3 separate regions of the Homo sapiens genome follow, and all the other regions are linked to region 2. Evidence: chromatin loops called from intact Hi-C (ENCODE). Cell type or tissue: PC-9. All regions are shown on one strand.

Region 1 (8,000 bases), 280 kb before region 2:
AAGACATTACGTTAAGTAAAATTAGCCAGACACAGAAAGAGAAATACTATGTGATTCCACTTGTATGAGGGACCTAGAGTAGTGAAATTCAAGGGAGTTTGTGTTGGACGGGTATAGACTTTCAGTTTAGCAAGATGGAAAGAGTTCGGAAGATGGATGTTGGTGATAGTTGCACAATAATGTGAATGTACTTAATAACACTGAACTGTACACTTAAGAAGGGTTAAGATGATAGATGTTATGGTATATGTATTTCTTATACCTTAAAAAAAGATATGGAAGGGAGGAAAAAGATGCAGATGCATATGTGTGTGTGTGTGTGTGTGTACGTGTGTGAGAGTGCGTGAGTTTAGAGAGAGTGCTATTAGGGATGGGAAGAGAGATGGAAATGGGGAGGGAGCCTGTGTAGGTGGCTGATTTCCTGCTGTGAAGAGGAGTCGTGCTGGGCAGAAAACTATGAGGGCAGCCATCAGTGCCTGGGTTGTAATCAGAGCTTTGTCTCCAGCAAGCTGTGGGACCTTGAGCAAGTTGGTCGTTTCCTGTTGTGCGCATCAGCCTTTTTTTTTTTTTTTTTTTTTGAGGCAGAGTCTCACCGTGTCGCCCAGGCTGGAGTGCAGTGGCCCAAGATCTTGGCTCAGTGCAACCTCCGCCTCCTGGGTTCAAGCATTTTTCCTGCCTCAGCCTCCCAAGTAGCTGGGACTACAGGCACCCGCCACCACGTCCGGCTAATTTTTGTAATTTTAGTAGAGACGGGGTTTCATTCACTGTGTTGGCCATGCTCGTCTCGAACTCCCGACCTCAGGTGATCCGCCCGCTTCAGCCTCCCAAACTGCTAGGATTACAAAAAAAATCTGATGCCGTGCCCGGCCTGGCATCAGCTTTTAAAATGAGCTGGAATAGTAACCTTTGATGATCTTTCCATCTAAGAAAACTTCAGAGGCTTTAAACATCTAAGACGGTAATGCTGATCCACTGATTTTTTCCCCCACAATTCTCTGCAATGTCTACACTCAATGAGTGCTCTTCCAATTCCATGGGCTCCAGAGTGTGCTGGTTGAAGTAGTTATCTTAGTCATCTTTTTGGTCAAGAATTCCCTGTGTTTGTGAATGACACCAGTGAGCTTGGCTTAAGAAGAATACATTTACTTTTTTTTTTCTTGATCTCTCTTTGCTCTTTGTTTATCCAGTTTCCAGGTCTTCTAGTTTTAAAATTTCCTTGACCTTTCATATCTTTTAACATTTATACTTCTTGGTCTTAGAATCTAATTATTCATGCTGATGATAATATCTCCTGTAGAGAGCTAAGCTTTTTTGCATGAGTTATATCATTGAATCCTATGTCAACACTGTGAGGTGGATTCACGATCTCTATCTTGTAGGTGAGGAAACTGAGGGTTAAGTAGCTTGCTTGGCCTTGTGGTCGCCCGGCCAATCAGTGGCTGAGTTGTGATTGAATCTGGTTTGTTCTTAGCTACACACCATGGGATGCTGCTTTAGGCCCATGGGGTCCTCACTCATTCTGTGTCCTAAGTCCCTTTATGACAGGGATTGTATCTTTTTATTTTTGGTGTTTCTGAGGTCTCCAGTGCGGGACTGTCAGAGGCTAATAACAAATTTGTTGAAGGTACTTGCTAATTTCTTTAAAAGTGGTCATTTCTGTCTTGCAGTATCAGGGCAGGAGTATCTATTATGTGGAGGAGACCATAGCTGTCAAGTTCTTAGCTTCTGGGAGAAGGGTCAGGTTTCTCTAGAAGTTTTTTCTTTTTTTTAGTAACAGTGGTTATTAGCAAGCATGAGATCCTGAAAAAATGCAGGCCGATGAATACTACTTTAACATCCAAAGAAGAAAGGGATGACTTGGGATCTGAACGTAGAAAAAACCAAACTGAGTTCTGCATTTCCCCCTCCACTGCAGAAGTCATCAGCCCCTGGTGCAGTCAGAGACATTGACCTGGAGAACTACCCTTGGTTCCACTGGGTTGAGCTAACTGGGAAGTAGGAGCTTTACCAGCTTTGGAAGTTTTCATGTTTTAGTCTTTTCAGATCTAACAGAGGAGCGACCTAGATCCCAGCTCCCCATATTGCTTCTGCTTCTTACAGTGGCATTCTTGAACTTGGAGGAGGGGTGCATTGCCCTCAAGGTGGCTTCTGAAATTGCCAGGTAGCGAACTTGTTGTACCTTCTTTTTGACATAGTGGCAGCCCATCCTTGAAAAGTATCGGGGAATGAATTACCCCAAAGGGTTGGATTCCTCACTTCTCAGCGGCCATGCCCCCTCTTCTGGATGCACCCTTGCATCTCTGTGAAGATTAAATCAGATCTCCCTTTTACCTGCAAAGGCAACCCCTCTCAGGCTGTTGTTCATTGTAGGCCTGGGTTGCCTTGTAACACATATGCCAGCAAGCAGGAACCTGTCAGTCCTCAGCAAGTCAAGACAGACAGCATGCCAGCCCTTTGCACGCCCATGCTTAACTTGGAGAGCGCTCATGCTTCATCTGGAAGATTCAGGCTCTTGTTCACTGTAAGGTTGGGCAGGGATTGGCAGGAGGGACAGTTACTCTTTTATCCCTTTGTGAATGATACCATATAAGCATTAGAGATCTGCTCTGGGAAAGTGGATGGGCTGATCCCAACTCTTCCATTGGAATACCTAGGATAGTTAGTCTATCAAATCGTGCTTAGAATTTTGGACGTGGAAGGGGTCATAGTCTGGTCCTCACTTTTTTTTTTTAAACATAAATTAACCTATTTATTTTAGGCTAGTGATGTCTCAAATGGTGGTGTTTCTCCTGGTCTTTCAACCTCTCCAGTCTTCTGAGGGCGGACTTTACTGTGATGATGAAGAGGTATTGTGGGTCCTGACACTGTCAGCCACTGTTTTCATGCAGGATGCACAGTGCTGGATCCCTACAGCCTGCCGTTTTGGTTTTGTCAGAGAAAAAGCAAGTGTATTTTGGAGTGCTGATTTCAGGTCCCTCCCCTCCCCTCCCCTCCCCTCCTCTCTTTCTCTTTCTCTCTTCTTTCCCTCCTTCCCTCCCTTCCTTCCTTCCTTCTTTCCTTCCTTTCTCTTTCTCTTTTTTTCTCTTTCTCTTTCTCTCTTTCCCTCCCTCCCTCCCTCCCTTCCTCCCTCCCTTCCTTCCTTCCTTCTTTCCTTCCTCTCTCTTTCTCCTCTTCTCTTCTCTTCTTTTTCTTTTCTTTCCTCAGTTTACTCTGTTGGCCAGGCTGGAGTGCAGTGGCACAATCTCGGCTCACTGCAACCTCCACCTCCCGGGTTCAAGTGATTCTTGTGCCTCAGCCTCCTGAGTAGCTGGGATTACGGGCACGCACCACCACACCTGGCTATTTTTTTTATTTTTAGTAGAGACGGGGTTTTGCTGTGTTGGCCAAGCTGGTCTTGAACTCCTGATCTCAAACGACCCACCCGCCGCAGCCTCCCAAAGTGCTGGGATTACAGGCGTGAACCACCGCACCCAGCCTTCTTCACCATTTTCCTAAGGGAGACACAATAGCGGATTATGGACAATTTTGACCTTGGTACATTTAGCCATGTCACTGCAACATACATCAGAGCCCAGGGTGTGGCTCTCACAGCAGGCGTGAGCCACTGCGCCCATCCTTTTTTTTCCTCTATTTTTGATTTGGCCCCTGCCAAGTCAATTTCATCATCCTAACTCAAGTAAGAGCTTGGAATGTGAGGGTGCCTTGCTTGACTGATTGGCTTTCTTTAAACTTCCTTTGCTCTCCCTTTGATGAGATGCTCCTAAGCAGAGAAATGGCTGGCAACCAAAATTGGAGAGTACAGCCACCTGGATTAGCAATCCTTGAATCATTAGGATCTGATTGTAAAGGGAAACTACGAAATGCTTTAAAGGGTGCAATCCGGAGTGAACCAGGAAACTCAAGACGGATGATCTAGGCATAATACATCTTAAGGCAGCGTCCTGAATGGAGCAGAAACTCCTCTCACCTGACTCATTATCTAGGCTTCGTGATCTCCTTTTTTTCCTAGCTGAAATCCTGTCCTTAGTTCCATTTTCCTCATGCTTGGTGCTGACCCAGATTTGGGGGAGGGTGGTAGGAAGTGGTAGGTGATGGTGGTGGTTGTGGTAGTAATGGACATGGAAGTCAGCCCTCTCTTAAAATTGCTTCCAGGCTGGGTGCGGTGGCTTACACCTGTAATCCCAGCCACTTGGGAGGCTGAGGCCGGGATAATTGCGTGAGCCCAGGAGTTCGAGGCTGCCGTGAGCCTAGATTACCTCACTGCACTCCTGCCTGGGCGACAGAGCGAGACCCTGTCTCAAAAGATAAATAAAAAACAAATAATAAAATTGCTTCCTTCCTGACAGTGTTTGTGGGCCCCTAAAATGTCCTCTCTGGTATTTCTCCTTTTACCTTTTTTTTTCTTTAAGATATGTTACTTGGCGGACTGGTTTGGTAACCTTATTAGAACTGAAGCTATTGAGTCATTAATTCTGCCAGTTGAATTCCTTGACACTGGAACTTTCCCCCAGCTCTCAAAACAGCTAAGTGAAACCTGGGGGAGAATAAATAGGATGGACAAGGCAGTGCCTGCTCTTAGTCTTACCCTGATTAAATTCCCAGGTGGCTGCGGATGGGGCATTCAGCCCGTTGGTCCCACATTTCCAAGCAAGTGGCTTCTTTGTTGTTGGTAAAAACCACTTTACAAGGCTGGGCGCAGTGCTCACGCCTGTAATCCCAGCACTTTGGGAGGCCGAGGTGGACAGATCACCTGAGGTCAGGAGTTCGAGACCAGCCTGGCCAACATGGTGAAACTCCGTCTCTACTAAAAATACAAAAATTAGCCAGGCGTGGTGGTAGATGCCTGTAATCCCAGCTACTCTGGAGGCTGCGGCAGGAGAATCGCTTGAACCTGGGAGGTGCAGGTTGCAGCGAGCCGAGATCGCGCCACTGCACTCCAGCCTGGGCAACAGAGCGAGACCCTGTCTCAAAAAACAAACAAACAAACAAACAAACAAACAAAAACCACTTCATGGATTTGGTGGGTTCCAGTGAGAAATACCAGTTTTGTCTTGAGAGAACAACAGGTAGATACGAAAGGCCAAAGAAAGCCGTCGAGCTTGGGTCACTTTGGTCAATCAGGCCCAAAGGTCACTTTTTTTCCTCCTAGTTGTGTAGATGCCTAGAAAAGTGATTTTCTGCTTTGCGTTGACTCTCTCCCCCTTCTCTTCTTTCCATCCTGATTGACCTGTGGCTTGCTGAGAGCCCATTCCGTTTTTAAAAACAAAAAAAATCCAGCACCCCGGTTCTTCACCGTTGTAACTGAGCAGCATTGGTAAGGGGCTCCTGGAGGGTGCAATGTACGTGGGGTGTGAACCAGCCTCTGCAGTAATGGAATGTGTGGTCCTGACCTTCTGGACTGCATCTGAAGGTCCTTCTTTCGCTGTATCTTTATCCCTTGGGGGAATCATTAACCCCAAATGGTGGCGAGTCCAATATGAGAGGGGCAGGGAGGAGGAGAGAGGGAAAAAAAAAGAACCAACAAAACACCCACATTTCTCTTTCTGCTGCCAGGGCGTGTTAGCAAAGATAGCCTTTCCTGAAATGTTATTTATTAGTTGCCTTTGTAAAAGTGTCCTGTTTTCTCAGGCAAGTCAAGAATTTGGTTTTTGTAGAGGGGAGGAGGATGTAGCTGTTTCCTCGGACTGCCGTTATAACATAGCACAAACTGGTAGCTTCCAACAGCAGAAATGAATCCTCTCACAATTCTGGAGGCCAGAAGTCCAAAATCAAGATGTCGGCCAGGTAGGTTCATTCTGACGGCTCCGTGGGACCGTCAGTTCCATGCCTCTTCCTAGTTTCTGGTGGTTTCTCTGAAAGCTTTGGAGTTCCTTGACTTGTAGAGGCCTCCCTCCATTTTGTGCCTCCATCATCCCTGTGTGTCTCTGTCTCTCCTTGTCCTCCTCCTGAGGATGCTAAACATACTGGATTAAAAGACTGCTGTGCCCCAGTGTGACCTCTTCTTAACTTGACCACATCTGCAGTGACCTTGTTTCCAGATAAGGTCATATTCCAAGCTACTGGGGATGTAAAGTAAGGACTTCAACATATCTTTCTGGGAGACCCGGTTAAACCCCTAACAGAGGACTTGTGTGCTGGCCTGATGTCAGCTGACAAAGGGGAAAAGCCTCGTTGGCCAAGGGTCTACTGCATGGCGGATGCTGTGTTAGACCCTTGCAGCTTCACCTTTTTGAAGGTTGCTGTTGTTCTTTCCAGAGAAAACTGAGTTTCAGGAGTGAAGTAGCTGACCCAGTCATATGCTGCCTGTCAGTGAAGAGCTGGGCCCGAATCCAGCTTTCTGACAGCAAGCTGGCCTTTCCAAGGGTGTACTTGTCCTCCTTTGCTACCACTCCTCTTTGTTTTTATTTATTTTATTTTATTTTTTGAGATGGAGTCTCGCTCTGTCACCCAGGCTGGAGTGCAATGGTGCGATCTTGGCTCACTGCAACCTCTGTCTCCTGGGTTCAAGTGATTCTCCTGCCTCAGCCTCTGAGTAGCTGGGATTACAGGTGCCCGCCACCATGCCCAGCTAATTTTTGTATTTTAGTGGAGACAGGGTTTCACCATGTTGGCCAGGCTGGTCTTGAACTTCTGACCTCAGGGGATTTGCCGCCTTGACCTCCCAAAGTGCTGGGATTACAGGCGTGAGCCACTGCATCCAGCTGTTTTTTTTTTTGTTTTCTTCTTCTTTTTATTTCCTAAGACGGAGTCTTGTTCTGTTGCCCAGGCTGGAGTGCAGTAGCTCGATCTTGGCTCACTGCAACCTCTGCCTCCCAGGTTCAAGCAATTCTCCTGCCTCAGCCTCCTGAGTAGGTGGGATTACAGGGGCACACCACCACACCTGGCTAATTTTTGTATTTTTAGTAGAGATGGGGTTTCACCATGTTGGCTAGTCTGGTTTTGAACTCCTGACCTTGTTATCCGTCTTCCTCGGCCTCCCAAAGTGCTGAGATTACAGGCGTGAGCCACCGTGCTCAGCGTTTTTTTTTTTAGTCTTAATTTTTTTTCAGAGACAGGGTCTTGCTTTCTGGTCCAGGCTGGAGAGCAGCAGCGTGACCGTTGCTCACCATAACCTTGAACTCCTGGTCTCAAGTGATCCTCATGCCCCCGTGCAGCGTGTACTGCCATGCCTGGCTAATTTTTGGTATTTTTTATAGAGATGCGATTTCACCGTGTTGCCCAGGCTGGTCTCAAACTCCTGGGCTCAAGTGATTTGTCCACCTCAGCCTCCCAAAGTGCTGAGATTACAGGTGTGAGCCACTGTGCCTGGCTGTATCTTTGTTAAAGTATGTCATTTATGTGTAAATGTGTCTCCTTCATAGCACCCCAGGGAGATGGGGTGAGGACCTTCCCCATCCCTTGTGATTGGTGTTTGTCTCCCTCCACTGGACTAGGAGCTCCTCAGCTCTGTCTTTCCAGGCTTTGCTCACTGACTGACAGAGCCAATGCTCAAGGTATCTTTGCCAAATAAATAGATCCCATCATCTTAATGTTCTGGGGGAAAAGGACCCTCTTTTCTTTCCTTTCTTCCTTTCCCCCTCCCCTCCCCTCCCCTCCCCTCCCTTCTCTTCTCTTCGCTCTTTTCTTTTCTTTTCTTTCTTCTTTTGATGGAGTCTCGCTCTGTAGCCCAGGCTGGAGTGCAGTGGCATGATCTCGGCTCACTGCAACCCCCGCCTCCCGGGTTCAAGCAATTCTCCTGCCTCAGCCTCCCAAGTAGCTGGGATTCCAGGCACCCGCCATCACGCCTGGCTAATTTTTATAATTTTAGTAGAGATGGGGTTTCACCATGTTGGCCAGGCTGGTCTCGAACTCTTGACCTCAGGTGATCCACCTGCCTCAGCCTTCCAAAGTGCTGGCAGTACAGGCGTGAGCCACCGTGTCTGGCCAGGACCCTGTTTTCTCATCCCATGTCTTGACTTCTCACTAGTCCCACACCCTTTTTCAAATACAAATATCAATCA
Region 2 (8,000 bases):
TGATAGACCTATCATGCCCCCAGTACGAACTCCAAGATAGGAGGGAACAGAGGAACTTGTCACTTTCTATTTATGATGCTGAATTTATGGCTATAGATCTTGCAGAAGAAACATAAGTAACTAAGAAACTTAGGTACCTGTTGTTTATTCCTTAGGATTATAATGAATGCCTTTACGACATATAGATCTGTATAGGATAAAGATATTAGCATTTGTTTCCCATTTTCTCACTTTTTCTTTTCCCGTGTTTTCACTACCATAGATCTTTGTCTGGGAGCAAAATCTCGAGCAGTTCCAAATGGACCTGTTTCGTTTCCGCTGTTATTTAGCCAGCCTTCAGGGTGGGGAGCTGCCAAACCCCAAAAGGCTTCTCGCTTTTGCAAGTCGACCAACGAAAGTGGCCATGGGCCGCCTTGGAATCTTTTCGGTATCATCGTTTCATGCCCTGGTGAGTAGAAGCTAATGAATTTTTGAAAAACATTAAGCTTGACGCTTAATCCTGAGCAGGACTTGACAAGAGTCTCCTAAGTGTTTTTCGAGCTTCCTGCTGTGTATGGATTTCTGAAATGCCCTCCCTTTGCAGTGGATGCAAATTTCCATTTAAACCTGTCTGGAATATATTACTTAAGCATCTATCTCTTGATGGGGGGGCCTAAGCTATTGTGCAAAGGAAATATGAAGGGTACCATCTTCAGCGCTGTTCACATGTAGTATTTGTTGATAGCTCTTGTCATCTTTAGACAGTGTCATGTTTGGAACCCAAATACATATTTTTTATATAAACTTGGTGGGAATGGTGAGTGGAGTGCTCACTCTCATACATCAATGCATTCTCAGGCTGGGCGCAGTGACTCATGCCTGTAATCCCAGCACTTTGGGAGGCCGACGCAGGTGGATCACCTGAGGTCAGGAGTTCGAGACCAACCTGGCCAACATGGTGAAACCCTGTCTCTATTAAGTGTACAGAAATTACCTGGGTGTGGTGACATACACCTGTAATCCCAGCTACTCAGGAGGCTGAAGCCTGAGAATCGCTTGAACCTAGGAGGAGGTTGTCACAGTGAACCAAGGTCGCACCACTGCACTCCAGCCTGGGTGACAAAGTGAGACTCTGTCTCAAAAAAAAAAAAAAAAAAAAAAAAAAAATATATATATATATATATATATATATATATATGTATGTGTACATGTATGTATATATACACACACATACATACACACATACACCATATATGGAACACAGATCTCTTTGGAGCTCTCCATTTCACTTTATTTTTACCATTGTTTTGATGACCACGAATACCCGATGCATTAGAGCAAGGCGAAGAACTCTGTGATTCGCCAGCTGAACATATATGCATTGCTTGAGGAAGGGAATTTCCATCTGACCTCTAGAGCGGCAGATTGTATAGTTGTGTTGTGTGTTTATAATCTGTAATTTCATGTACTTGCTAAATTGCGAGCAGCTTTGTGTACTTTTGGCTCCTTCTCAAAAATTGCTGTATGAGTAACATGGTTTTAGTCTTTCCAAGTCGACACCCACTTAGAATGTACTGCACCTTAGCACATTTGCTAGAGAATTAAATGTTAAGTCTCAGGTTCCAGAAACTGCTTTGTAAAACCTTAGCTGTGCTGTTCTTCTCTTGCTTTGTCAGCTGTACCCTTCAATTGCATTCAGAGCTATAATTCAGTCAGAGGCGTTTGTATTCTTTATAAATAGATTAGCATCATCATTCAGATAATTAGGGGTAGATTTACATTTTTAAAGAAGTCTTAAACCAATTTCTGGAGTTATTAAAACTGGCATCCTGATTTGTTCTGCTAATTACAGCTCAGCTCTTGGTCTCCCTGGCTACCACCTCTCCATACAGCTATTAAATCCTGTTTTTTCAGTAGTGGTGGGACAAAGTGCTGTGTTGAATAAACTTACAAAACGTTTTCAGTTTTTGACTCCAGATCTATTTCTTGGAGACCTGGACACCAATTTTTAACTTAGCCAAATCTCAGTTCGCCTATTCTGCAAAACAAAAATAAACAAAAAAACTAGGATAGAAATTCTTCTTTATCTCCTTGTCAGAATATCATCCATTGAGGACGCATTTTTATGAAGGGAACTCGTGATGTCATCGAGGTACCATCTGTATTAATACCAAACCCGGAGCATCGAAGTGGCTTCCTCCTCTTACTGTACCTTGCTAGATTTTGGAGAAAATAATTTTGCTTTCTCCCTAAAACTTGTATGCTTTCATTATTTTCTTCAAAGCCACTGGGCGCAGCCTCCCTGAGAAGGTTACCGTTTTACTCTTCCATAATTCATCTTCGGACCCTCTAATTTCCTTCATCTCAATGTCTGTGATGTGTGTGTACTTTTCTTTCAGGGGGGCAGGCTATTAAAATTTGGCCAGCTGAAGATGGGGATGGGAGAGTTAGTTACTCTGAGGTGTTTTGGTCAGTGGTTTTAAAGAACATTGAAGTCCATACGTTCAACTCTCTGTTCCTTTCTTGGGTTTTTGCTCGCTTTGTCAGTGATACAAGTCTGGGTGTTTCAATATGTTCCTGCAACTTCTCTTTTCTATGAGGGGTTTCATTTCAGCCGGAACAAGTCAGGCGAGCCTGTTGGGTGTCTGTTCCTATTTGTTGCTTTAGCTCCTGTGGAAGATCCCGGGCAGGGAATTTTGCAGTCTGATTTATTAGGAACTCTTATTTTCTTTCCCTCCTCTCCTTGTCATTTGACCCCTGGGATTTTTTTTCTCCTTGGGGTTGAAACATTCTTCAATTTAGTCTTTGTCCAGAAATTTTTTTTCTTCTTTTTAGTGGGGGAGGAGGAAGGAGGAGGTGTGAGGGTAACAGGGCTGGGTAGATTGGGGAGCTACAATTGAAGTAGCATTCACTGAGAAAGCTTCCCATAATGCTGAGTGATTTGCAGTAATTAACTGAAGGGTCCTCGCTGTACTCTTTGAAAGAAGGTTATCATTGTTCTTGTTTGCACAGATGAGCAGAATGATAGAGTAATCAGGTTCAGGCCACAAAGGGAGGCATTGTCTGGGCAAAGATCATTGGGAAACTCTTGAGCTCTGGTCCAGCAGTTCTTCTGCCAGCCCTTTTTCTAAATCCCTTTGCTCATTTTGAGTCATTATTGTCTTGGGGATAGTGGTTACTTTTGCAGTTTACAAGGCCCCAAGCAATTTAGAATTACTGCTTATAAGAAACTTAAGTAAAGTGTTTGTTAAACAGACTAAACTAACTAGTCAGCTGATAACTGAGAATATTTATGGGTGTATGAATTTCTCTTTCATGCTGTCTTTGTCTGGAAATTGTAAACTGAAGAGTTTTCTTTTTTCTTTCTTTTTTTTACATTATACTTTAAGTTCTAGGGTACATGTGCACAACGTGCAGGTTTGTTACATATGTATACATGTGCCGTGTTGGTGTGATGCACCCATTGTTGTCACCGTGTTATATAGGATGTGCTTTTGCTTTGTGGTATTTATGTATTTATTTGTTCAAGCAACAAATGTATGTAAGTGCCTGGCATCCGTCAGTTTTATCCTTGTGATTAGGACTATAGTGAACAGCGCAGAGATCCTGTCCTCTTGAAGCTTATATTCTTGTGGGAGAGAAGGGTAAGAAATAAGTAAACAATTAACTAGACACAGTAAGTACAGGTATTGCTGTGTGTATGAAGAAAGCAAACAGTAATATATGTCGACGTATTTTATACGGTTGCCTCTATGTATGTGTCACTGTTAATGACTGGATTTATTTATAAAATGACTATATGACTGTGAGGCCAAATGGACATTTTTTTCCTCTAGAATTTAAAAATTTTTAACACCATTTATTCAGTGTTGACATAGTCATGTGAGCATATGCATGTCTGCATGTTATAATTTATTCCTTTTACAACCTTTGTTTACCTTTAACTGAGAAAGTGATGAAAATAGAGAAGAGAAAATTTTTACATATTTTACGGTGTGTTTGTCTTGTGATTTTGTTCCCTGTGACACCTCCGGTGTAATCTTAGATTAAGATCTTTCTCATGAAAATTCTCACCAGTGTCTTGGATACCACATTTTTCTATGCCCTGATCTGGGGTTTTTTTTTGTTTTGTTTTGTTTTTTTAACGTGCTAAGCTGAGAAAATGCAAAATGCAAGACCTCTCAGCTCCCTCATCTTCCTATTTTTGTTTGGGTCCAAAAACCTTCCCTCTAATACCCTTGTAGAGAAGCCGTTTTGATTCCTGTTTTTAATGTACGTAGGGGTCCCTGCCACCCGTGGGGCTTCTGCGGTGTTTACATTGTCAGTACTGAAGCCCCAGAGGGGCGTGCCTTCCAACCAACACGCTGACTGCTGGGGAGGCCCCTCATGTTACCAACAGTGCCTCATCCCCTGCATTGCTGCCAATTGGCATCTGTCACATTGGGAGTTGCCTGTGTGGGAATCTACAAGTAGGTTCCAAGACATTCACCTCTGGCAACAAAAGAGTGGGTGGAGAAGTTTCATTTCAAGTCTGACTCGCTGTTCCTCCTGCCACTCCCTTTTTTGAAAGGCGAGCGGGTGGGTGGCCCATGGAGACCTTCTGGCAGAAGTTCCCTTAAATTCCTGGGACTTTGCTTGCCACCTGGTAGGATAAAGTTCAAGCCTGAATGTTTTGCCTGGGAGGACTTTCTGGAGTCCTTGTGGAGATTCTACTTGAGCAATTATCCTGGTGACAGATTTACATTTAGGGTGTTCCCTTGTGAAATGCTTCTCTGGAATCGCTCCACTGGACTCCAGCCTGGGTGACAGAGCGAGACTCCGTCAAAAAAAAAAAAAAAAAAAAAAAAAAAGGAAATGCTTCTCTGGGTTGCTGGCACATTGTAATACCTCGACAGAGTTTAGCTTTTGTTCAACAAAAAAATACAAGTTTTCTTTCCCATTTACCTAAACATAGGACATGTAAGTGATGCAAGTCTGGTAAGGTGCCTTCATCTTCAGTGAGCCCAGTCCCTTTTGTCTTGTTATTCTGCCATCCTTGAAAAGGCTTAGGTAGGGACATCCTAGACCACAACACAGACCTTCCTTTTATCAGGAAAAAGAAAACAGATAGGATAGCGGAAAGAATAACAGAAAGCCCCCTCCCATTGAGCACAGTTCCTGGAAGTTGCAAATATTTTTTGCTTGTATGCCATTGACCAGGACTTAAGCCCAATCCATGCCCTACTGCAAGGAAAATAAGTCATCTTGGACTCAGTGGCTGCATGCTCACTTACATATGAGATTCCCCACCCCCCGCTTTTTTTTTTGAGAAAGAGTCTCGTTCTGTCGCCCAGGCTAGAGTGCAGTGGCGTGTTCTCAGCTCACTGCAACCTCCATCTCCTGGGTTCAAGCAATTCTCCTGTCTCAGCTTCCCAAGTAGCTAGGATTACAGGTGCCTGTCACTGTGCCCAGCTGATTTTTGTATTTTTTAGTTAAGACAGGGTTTCACCATGTTGGCCAGGCTGGTCTCGAACTCCTGACCTCAGGTGATCTGCCTGCATCTGCCTCCTAAAGTGCTGGGATTACAGGCATGAGCCACCGCACCTGGCCTACATTTGAGATTTTTCTGACTAAGATGGAATAGAGAATGGATATTGGGGGCCAATGATCACTCGTCTGATTTTAAAACGTGATTTTATATATCCTAAGAAAACAAAATAGTAGAGATTGGTAATTTTAGATTTAACCTGGAAACCCAGGAACCAAAATCTGTTGTTTTTCCACTATTGTTGCTGACGCTTTAGCACCATTTTTCAATAGAATGCAGAAACAGCTCTGTAGCATTTGGAGAGAAAGCCTGGCTCATTTCCCTTGCTGTAGTTCAAGCCTGTGACCAGAAGGACATGTCATTTTTGGAAACAGAACATATATTTTATTCCTATATTATGTATTTTTGCTGATGATTTCAAACAAGGATTGAATTTGCCAGCTTTTCATTTCCATTCTGAATCCATGAAGGGCTCTCAAAGTCCCAATATGTCTGGGTCATGGATTGAATACTTTAGGCATTGGGGTCAGGGTTGGCTGGCATGATGGAGGAGGGTTTTTTGAAGGGTGGGACTTACGGGGACCTCAAGGCACAAGTGGGTGGTCCTGATGCATCTCCCTTGTGGCTGCTTGTCCTTGCCATCCTCAGGTGGCAGCACGCACTGGTGAAACTGGAGTGAGAAGACGTACTCAGGCCATGTCCAGATCCGCGAGCAAGCGAAGGAGCAGGTTTTCTTCTCTGTGGGGTCTGGATACTACCTCCAAAAAGAAGCAGGGACGGCCAAGCATCAATCAGGTAGGTTCCAGAGCAGATGAAAAGTGAGCCCGCACAAATCACTTCTGTGGCCACCTCAATTTGGGGTGTGTGTGTTTCTTCAGTGAGGCCGAGTGTTATTTAAAATCAACTAGTTGGCACAAAGAAACTAGCTGTGCTAGACACTTTTAATAGATAATGCATACCCATAACATTGAACTCTGCTATTAGTCTATCACCAAGCTGCAGTTTCCCACCTGCATCCTTTCCAAACCCTCATTAATTACAGACCTACTCAAAGCGCACAATTCACCCTGAGTCTTCAGGAAAAAGCAGGGCTCTGCAATGAAGCCAAGTGGGTACCTGAGTGCAGTCTTTTTTTTTTTTTGGAGACAGAGTCTCGCTCTGTCACCAGGCTGGAGTGCAGTGGCACAATCTTGGCTGACTGCAACCTCCACCTCCCTGATTCAAGTGATTCTTCTGCCTCAGCCTCCCGAGTAGCTGGGACTACAGGTGCCCACCACCATGCCTGGCTAATTTTTGTGTTTTTAGTAGAGATGGGGTTTCACCATATTAGCCAGGCTGGTCTTGAACTCCTGACCCTCATGATCCACCCGCCTCAGCCTCCCCAAGTGCTGAGATTACAGGCATGAGCCACTGCACCTGGCCATGCAGAGACTTTTTAAGCTGCCTCTGGCACTGGATGAAAGGCAGCCTCCAGGGAATTCTGATTATTCTCTGCCCTTGACTTTTTGGAGCTGACATTAAATGGGCAGATCCTCTGCCTACTGGAATGAGGAGACAGGAATCCGAGAGAGCTCGCCCACTGCCACAGCCCCCTTCTGCTCAGGTCCAGGGGCTGGAACGGGATCTCGGTATGTCGTGAGGGCGCAACATAGCCTGGTGCCGTGACGGGTGTCCACTGACCATGTACAGCCACCCAATTCTTGCCCATTAAATTTGACTTCTTCACTCGCCAAGGCCAGTCTCCTGCTGGGGTTACTTCCGTGAAGCCCACTGTCTGTTGTTACTGTCTTCCTTGTCGTTCGGCTTTGAGAAATGAGTAGCTCCAGAACTGCTTGTTTAGATTTCAGGGACTAAAGGAACGTGAGCATCTGTAGTCTTTCGGAAGAAGAATGTCCAGTTTGTGGGCTGCGGTGGCTGGAAAGTCAGGCCTTCAGCATTTTGGAGGTCATGACTAAGACTGCTAGTTTGACCTATTCACCGCATGCCCTTGTGAAAAGTGAGAGGACGTCATCGACTGACTTGATAGAATGATCTCTCCTTGTTTGCTCGGACAGTTCCAGCCATTAATTTACTTAAGAAATGAATTTTAGAAAAGAGATTAGTCCTGAAAGCTGATGCCCTGAGTCCCTTAGCTGACTGTGATACTCATTGGTTTTTTGGTTTTGTTTTGTTTTGTTTGTGATGGAGTCTCGCTCTGTCACCCAGGATGGAGTGCAGTGGTGCAATCTCGGCTAACCGCACCCTCTGCCTCCCAGTTCAAGTGATTCTCCTGCCTCAGCCTCCTGAGTAACTGGGATTACAGGCACTCACCACCACGTGCAGCTAATAGCTTATTATTTTTATATTTTTAGTAGAGATGGGGTTTCACCATGTTGGCCAGGCTGGTCTCGAACTCCTGACCTCAAGTGATCTGCCCACTTCGGCCTCCCAAAGTGCTGGGATTATAGACGTGGGCCACCGTGCCTGGCTGATACTCTCTGTTTTAATGTGGCAT
Region 3 (8,000 bases), 360 kb before region 2:
GCAGTGAGCAGAGACAGCACCATTGCACTCCAGCCTGGGCAACAAGAGCGAAACTCTGTCTCAAAAAAAAGAAAAGAAAAAGAAAAAAAGAAAAAATGTGCATTTACTAACTACTTGGGCCATGGATGCCAGATCCCCCAGAGAGTACAAAAGTCGATATTTTACTTTATGGAAGAGTTTTTAAGCAGAGAAGTAAGCCTTCAAATAGGCTCCACGAATGTATCAGCTCTATTTGTGGAGGTAGGTCTGTAGCAAGTAGGAGAGGGAAACCATCCTCGTTTCCCTTGTGCTGTTATCATTATTATTTGTTATTTGTAGGTGTGACCAGGGCACAGAATATAAAAGAAAACACTTAAGAAGCCTCTGTGAGGTTACGGGTCTGGTTACTGAGACCTCTCTATAATATGCAGATTTGGCTGGGTGCAGTGGCTCATGCCTGTAATCCCAGCACTTTGGGAGGCCAACATGGGCGCATCGCCTGAGGTCAGGAGTTCGAGACCAACCTGGCCAACATGGTGAAACCCGTCTCTACTAAAAAAACAAAAATTAGCCAGACGTGGTGGCAGGCACTTGTAATCCTAGCTACTTGGGAGGCTGAGGCAGGAGAATTGCTGAAACCTAGGAGGTGGAGGTTGCAGTGGGCCGAGATCGTGCCACTGCACTCCAGCCTGGGGGTCAGAGAGAGACCTTGTCTCAAAAAAAAAAAAAAAAAAAGGCCATGATGATAATGGCGGTTTTGTGGAATGGAAAGGGGGGGAAAGGTGGGGAGAAGATTGAGAAATCGGATGGTTGCCGTGTCTGTGTAGAAGGAAGTAGACATGGGAGACTTTTCATCTTGTTCTGTACTAAGAAAAATTCTTCTGCCTTGCGATCCTGTTGATCTGTGACCTTACCCCCAACCCTGTGCTATCTGAAACATGTGCTGTGTTCACTCAGGGTTAAATGGATTAAGGGCGGTGCAAGATGTGCTTTGTTAAACAGATGCTTGAAGGCAGCATGCTCGTTAAGAGTCATCACCACTCCCTAATCTCAAGTACCCAGGGACACAAACACTGCGGAACGCCGCAGGGTCCTCTGCCTAGGAAAACCAGAGACCTTTGTTCACTTGTTTTATCTGCTGACCTTCCCTCCACTATTGTCCTATGACCCTGCCAAATCCCCCTCTGCGAGAAACACCCAAGAATGATCAATAAAAAAAAAAAAAAAAAAAAAAAAGCATATTCATTCATTTTAGCTTTCTGAGGATATTGGTCAGTCCTTCCCAAGAAGCCGGCTGCATGATGGACCCTCATTTCCATTGCCTGTGGACTGGCTTTACTATCTGTAATTAACAGTGAGGAACTTCGTGGATGGTATTCTTTTGTAGGCATGAATTTCTAACCGAAGAACATCTTTCAGCTCTCAGCATTGTTCATCTGAATGTTGCTATGAGACTGCGGCTATTTATTCCTCTAAAGATCTCTTGCGTGGCTCTGGTGACAGAGTGTATTTTTCATAGCTATGCAGTCTTTCTTCTTATGTAAAAAAGAAATAGGAGATTCTTGCCATTTATTTAACATCGCCTATGAATACATAAGAATATTAGATGGGGGTGGACACCAGAGGTCTTGGGGGAGTAGAGGCCCTTTCAACTGTTTAATTTCTGTTTTATTCCGATGACGTGGTAGAAAGTTGATTTGCCTTGAAGAATCAAAGACCATCAAGCTCTCAGTGCATGTTCCAATAATGTGCTTAAACAGTTAAAAATAGATATGTTTTGGAATAATAATAATCAATGGGTTTGGAATAATAATAATACATGGGCTTTAGAGTAAATAGGCTATAAATATTCTTACCAGTCAATACTATGGGGGATATGTATCTCACAATACAGAGGCATGGTTTCACCTGCCTATTAACCTTTTCTTCTTTTCAGCTTGAAAACATCAATTTTCTTTTTCTTTCTTTTTTTTTTTAAATAGATTTTCACTCTGTCGCCCAGGCTGGAGTGCAGTGGCATGATCTTGGCTCACTGCAACCCCCACCTCCCAGGCTCAAGCGATTCTCCTGCCTCAGCCTCCCAAGTAGCTGGGATTACAGGTGCCCACCACCGCATCTGGCTAATTTTTGTATTTTGTAGTAGAGACAGTGCTTCACCATGTTGGCCAGGCTGGTCTCAGGTGATCCGCCCACCTCAGTCTCCCAAAATGCCGGGATTACAGGCGTGAGCTACCACACCCCGTTGAAAACCTCACCTCTGGGGATTTACCCCTCTCTCAGGGTGATAGTCAAAATCTGCAACAACTGGAATGCTTGGGCATGACCACATTCAACCAACCAGAATGGATGCTCAACCCTGCCTTCCTCCGCAGATACACTTTTGGGGAGTCCTGAAATCAGAATGTCCTGCCCTTCTTTATCCAAAGGCTGGACATGAACCAAGTGAGGCCTAACAGACTCTCTATCCCCAGAATTTGTATACTGATCAGTGACACAGGCAGGGCTGAAAACAATTGTCCCAAAGGTGTTGCCCTGGAAACACCAGCTTCCTGGACACCTAATACCGTTTCCTGTCCTTTGTGAGATGTCGTTGTTCAGCTTGTACTGTTTTTCTATAAGCCACCACCATATCCATCTAATACATTTCCTTTGTTTATTTCTTTTTTGCTTATATTACCTAGACTCTATTTCTATTACAAACAAGGCAACAGAAATGAATGTATCAGGTGTTTGTGGGGAGAGCACCAGTCCTGCTTCCCTTGTGCTGTTATTATTATTATTGTTATTGTTATTATTATTATTGAGATGGATTCTCGCTCTGTGGCCCAGACAGGAGTACAGTGGTGCAAATTCAGCTCACTGCAACCTCCGCCTCCCGGGTTCAAGTGATTCTCTTGCCTCAGCCTCCTGAGTAGCTGGGACTACAGGTGCGTGCCACCATGCCCAACTAATTTTTGTATTTTTAGTAGAGATGGGGTTTCACTGTTGGCCAGGCTGGTCTCAAACTCCTGACTTCGTGATCCACCTGCCTCGGCCTCCCAAAGTGTTAGGATTACAGGAGTGAGCCACTGCGCCTGGCCGTGCTATTATTATTATTTGTTATTTGTAGGTATGACCAGTACACAGAACATTTAAAAAAAGCACAAAAACACTTCTAAGAAACCTTTGTATTTTGAAAAATACGATCTTAAAGCAAATTTTCTGTAATGGGAATCCTGTTTTCCTATCATTTTGTTACAGAATTGTAGGAATATTCCTCTGGGAGGAAAAATGTCTTCAACAGAATAAGTAGAAAACAGGATAAAAATGAAAATAAGAAAAACTGTTGTGGGGCAATGGGCCTGTTTATGCACTGGTGTAACGAAAGGCTTGGACCAGAAACAGCAGAAGTGCCAAGCTTTCTGTGAGTTGCTAGCCCTATGTGGAGCTAAAATTTTTTTTTCAGCCAGGCACAATGGCTCATGCCTGTAATCCCAGCACTTCAGGAGGCTGATGTGGGTGGATTGCTTGAGCTCAGGAGTTCAAGACCAGTCTGGGTAACATGGTGAAACCTTGTCTCTACAAAAAATACAAAAATTAGCCAGGCGTGGTGGCTCGTGCCTGTGGTCCCAGCTACTTGGTAGGCTGAGGTGGGCAGATCGCTTGAGCCTGGGAGGTGGAGGTTGTAGTGAACTGGGATGACACAATAACACTACCGTCTGGGTGACAGAGTGAGATTCTTGTCTCAAAAAAAGAAAAAATTTTTTTCTTTGACATAGACGCTTAGTCACTAGATTAAGTCCTCTAGAACACTAGAACATGTTTCTTTCACGCTAAAGCACACACGAATCACTTGGAGGATCTCATGAAAATGTAGAGTCTGAGCCAGTGCCTGTATTCCCAGCAACTCAGGAGGCTGAGGCAGGAGGATTGCTTGAGCTTAGGAGTTTGAGACCAGCCTGGGTAACACAGCAAGACCCGGTCTCTAAAAAAAAAAATGTAGAGTCTGATCCCACATTTACAAGCTCCTAGTGATCCCGATACTGCAGGCCCTAGGACCACACTTTGCACAGCAAGATTGAAGGTCAGGATTTCTCTCCAGCCTCAGCTTCCCAGGTACTCCACTCAGGGGTTCCAGACCATCTCCGTCTGTCCAGACTAGAACACACTTGTCACACCATGCCTAGCCAGCAGGTGTCATCAGAGTGCTCTGAGAGTCACACCAGATCAGATTTCTAAGGACCCTTGATATGTTTCAAAAAGATTCATGTATAGGAGCTGTAAGAATCTCCCAAGTAAGCATATTCCATAGCTTTGGGTTATAATTTGAACCCCCAAGCAAAGTGACCAGTGAGGGAGACTCTCACTAAGTATTTATTTTTATTTATTTATTTATTTTTTGAGACGGAGTCTCGCTCTGTCACCCAGGCTGGAGTGCAGTGGCACGATCTCAGCTCACTGCAACCTCCGCCTCTGGGTTCAAGCGATTCTCCTGCCTCAGCCTCCCAAGTAGCTGGGATTACAGGCATTTGCCACCACACCTGGCTAATTTTCGCATTTTTAGTAGAGACGGGGTTTCACCATGTTGGCCAGGATGGTCTGGATCTCCTGACGTCGTGATCTGCCCGCCTTGGCCTCCCAGAGTGCTGGGATTACAGGTGTGAGCCACCATGCCTGGCCAAATCTCACTAAGTATTTTTATAACTGTTTTTTTCTTTCTGATTTTAAAATCATCTGTCCATGCCGTACTGTGGAAATTTGGCTCTAGACATTTGTAATAGGTAAGAAGTGCTTTAGCCATGCTTGCTACAGTTCAATTTTTAGACAGCTTTCTCATGCATTTATCTTATTGCTAGAAGAATCTTTGCTACTATTATTATTCCCACTTTACAGATGAGAAAACAAAGGCAGAGAGGGGATGTAGTGATTAGTTCAGTGCAACAAAGATAGAGATGAGATTCAACCTCAAGCTTCTACTTATAAGTCTCTTCTTATCCTAGTGTTTATGGAGAAGGAAAAAGATGGCATTTGGGCTTTCTTTTGCAAAAAAACTTTATTCTTCTTACCCAGATTGAAAGTTAACTAATCTCTATAGGGGATAATGGTCTACACTTTAGGAGTTCCTGGGTTCCTGATCAAAGGCGCTGGGATACTGATAGTTCTCAGCATAAATCCTCCCCAAATAAAATTACACACTTTGAATTGAATACAATGATCTGAGATGCAAGAGTTCTATAAACATTGTATTTATTCCTGTCCTACATATGGTATCAAAACCCCCTTACAAATTTTCTGGGGAGATTAGAAATTAGTGAAGAGGTAACTTTTTTTTTTTTTTTTTTTTTTTGAGACGGAGTCTAACTCTGTAACCCAGGCTGGAGTGCAGTGGCGTGATCTCGGCTCACTGCAACCTCTGCCTCCCGGGTTTAAGTGATTCTCCTGCCTCAGCCTCCTGAGTAGCTGGGACTACAGGCATGCACCACCACGCCCAGCTGATTTTTTTTTTGTATTTTTAGTAGAGACAGGGTTTCACTATGTTGGTCAGGATGGTCTCGATCTCTTGACCTCATGATCCACCCGCCTTAGCCTCCCGAAGTGCTGGGATTATAGGCATAAGCCACTGTGCCCGGCCGTGAAGAGGCAACATTTTGAGTGTATTAAAACAAAGGCTTTCATGGTGCCTGAGTGGAGGGGCATTTAGGGGAGTTGATATGTCATCTTTGAGAACCTGCTGCAGGTTTTGCAACCCCAGTAATCTCCTCCCATGCCCCACACTCATCAAATCTGGAAGAAAGAGACCACTGTCATCATCAAGGCCAAGAAGAGCAGATTTGTGAGCATCCAATCTCAGGGCAGGAGGGGCTGCTGTGGGTGACTGCTAATGCCTTTTCTAGCTCCAGGGACCTCAAGACCATCGACTTCAAGCATTTTGCAAAATGGGTTATATGGGGTATTAATATGGAGAATTGGGGAAAAAATGTTGCTATGGTCAAATACATTTGAGAAACTGGTTGAAATGAAGGCACACACGTTTCTTGCTTTCAAGCAGGGCTTTCTGGAGCAGTTCACGCGCATTTTGAATCTTCAATGAAGGGATGGGGAAATGTGCCCCACTTCCTAGAGATGAGAATAAGGAATCTTTTGTTTTTGGAATATCTGGAGTTTACAGAACACCTTCTGAAAATCCTGATCTAATTTATTAGAGCCAGCTTCATGGGCATGTGACCTCCATGGTTGCACAGGTCCCCACAGTTGGTTTAATGCTGTGCTGCTGCTGCCTCCAAATTTTGAGTACATTTTGAACAAAGGGCTCCACGTTTCGATTTTGTATCAGGCCCTGCAAATTATGTAGTTGGCTCTGCCTATGGATGCCCCAGAGGAGGAAATGGAGGTCCAGAGAAGAGAAGGGTCTTGAGATGGAGTTTCACTCTTGTTGCCCAGGCTGGAGTGCAATGGTGCGATCTCGACTCACTGCAACCTCCGCCTCCTGGGTTCAAGCGATTCTCCTGTCTCAGCCTCCCGAATAGCTGAGATTAACAGCATCCGCCACCACACCTGGCTAATTTTTGTATTTTTAGTAGAGACGGAGTTTCACCATGTTGGCCAGGCTGGTCTTGAACTCCTGACCTCGTGATCCACATGCCTTGGCCTCCCAAAGTGCTGGGATTACAGGCGTAAGCCACCTTGCCTGGCCTTATTTTTTATTTTTATTTTTTTTCTAAGATGGAGTCTCTGTCTGTTGCCCAGGCTGGAGTGCAGTGGTGCGATCTTGGCTCACTGCAACCTCTGCCTCCCAGGTTCAAGCAATTCTCCTGCCTCAGCCTCCCCAAGTAGCTGGGACGACAGGTGTGCACCACCATGCCCAGCTAATCTTTGCGTTTTTAGTAGAGATGGGGTTTCACCATGTTGGCCAGGCTAGTCTCGAACTCCTGACCTCACGTGATCCACCTGTCTTGGCCTCCCAAAGTGCTGGGATTACAGGCAAAAGCCACCTTGCCTGGCTTTTTTTTTTTTCTGAGATGGAGTCTCCCTCTGTTACCCACGCTGGACTGCAGTGGCACGATCTTGGCTCACCGCAACCTCCGCCTCCCAGGTTCAAGCGATTCTCCTGCCTCAGCCTCCCCAAATAGCTGGCACTACAGGTGTGTGCCACCATGCCCAGCTAATCTTTGTATTTTTAGTAGAGATGGGGTTTCACCATGTTGGCCAGGCTAGTCTCGAACTCCTGACCTCAGGTGATCCGCCCGCCTCGGCCGCCCAAAGTGCTGGGATTACAGGTGTGAGCCACTGCGCCCAGCCAAGAGAAGAGTCTTGATCTAAACACTCCCCACTCCTCTCCTCCTTTTCGTACTTGGCTTCCTGCCTCTGCTTGCTCTATTCTCTCCTGTCTTCTACTGCAGCCCTTCTTTCCACCGCCATCTCTTTTTCTCATTTGCATTTTCTGTTCTACTCCTTCTCCTTTTTTATCCTTTCTCTTCCACCTCTAGACATAGGAGATTTTCTCCAGCCCAGTTTTATAAGTCACTAGAATAATGTTCTCTGTGTTTCCTTGGTTCCCTTTTGGGCTTTTAATTATGAGAAGAGCCCACATACTTTATCAAATGTCCACAGTTTAGAGGATGGCCATTTATGTAAAACTGCTGTTGTAGTACAGCTGGATGTTATAACTCTGCTCTGGGCATTGCAACATTCCCTAATTTGCATGTGGGCATTCAGGGAGGGAAGAATAGAACATAGTAGAAAGCAGAAAAAGCACATTTCAATGATAATGAAAGCAACACCTTCTGAGGCTAATAATCTCTTCTGTCTAAACTTATTAAATTAATGGTTTGGAGTGAAATGTGGCTGTTACCCTCTTCTTACAGTTAAAAGAAAGAGTCTTCTTAGTGCCCCTCAGCACATGAAGGGAAGAATCAGAGCTAAAGGTGGATAACAGCATTTCTCACCTCTTTCCAGAAAGGATTTATGTATCATAATAAGGCAAGCTTCTCTGCCTGGCATTTAGAGCCCTCAGAGACCACCCATCCTGTCCAACCCAGTCT

What was found. Peaks named below come from ENCODE experiments on the same cell type or tissue, not always from the same donor. Only the 100,000 strongest peaks of a DNase experiment are listed, where the experiment ranks them.
Region 1: it touches region 2 in a loop (4-fold over the local background); 3 of 110 quality-filtered maps call a loop at or near these places.
Region 3: a loop joins it to region 2, with 4 times the contacts of the local background. A loop is called at or near these places in 21 of 110 quality-filtered maps.

Annotation. Positions count from the first base shown.
Region 1 is chr21:31,498,589-31,506,588 of GRCh38, reverse strand. It overlaps a transcript of TIAM1 not described here. Among named protein-coding and RNA genes, the nearest start is that of TIAM1-AS1, 57 kb to the left of the region's middle. In PC-9, no CTCF peak of the experiment used is centred here; DNase peaks (open chromatin) are centred at 3,778 and 4,438; H3K4me3 peaks cover 777 bases; H3K27ac peaks cover 3,385 bases.
Region 2 is chr21:31,215,854-31,223,853 of GRCh38, reverse strand. It overlaps TIAM1 (TIAM Rac1 associated GEF 1), which reads left to right. Exons shown (of 28, transcript NM_001353694.2): 8 at 263-448; 9 at 6,155-6,301. Among named protein-coding and RNA genes, the nearest start is that of TIAM1, 120 kb to the left of the region's middle. In PC-9, no CTCF peak of the experiment used is centred here; a DNase peak (open chromatin) is centred at 4,563; H3K4me3 peaks cover 418 bases; H3K27ac peaks cover 2,376 bases.
Region 3 is chr21:31,577,114-31,585,113 of GRCh38, reverse strand. No RefSeq gene overlaps it. Among named protein-coding and RNA genes, the nearest start is that of TIAM1-AS1, 22 kb to the right of the region's middle. RefSeq lists enhancers at 144-928, 929-1,713. In PC-9, a CTCF peak has its summit at 4,162 (motif pointing right); a DNase peak (open chromatin) is centred at 4,143.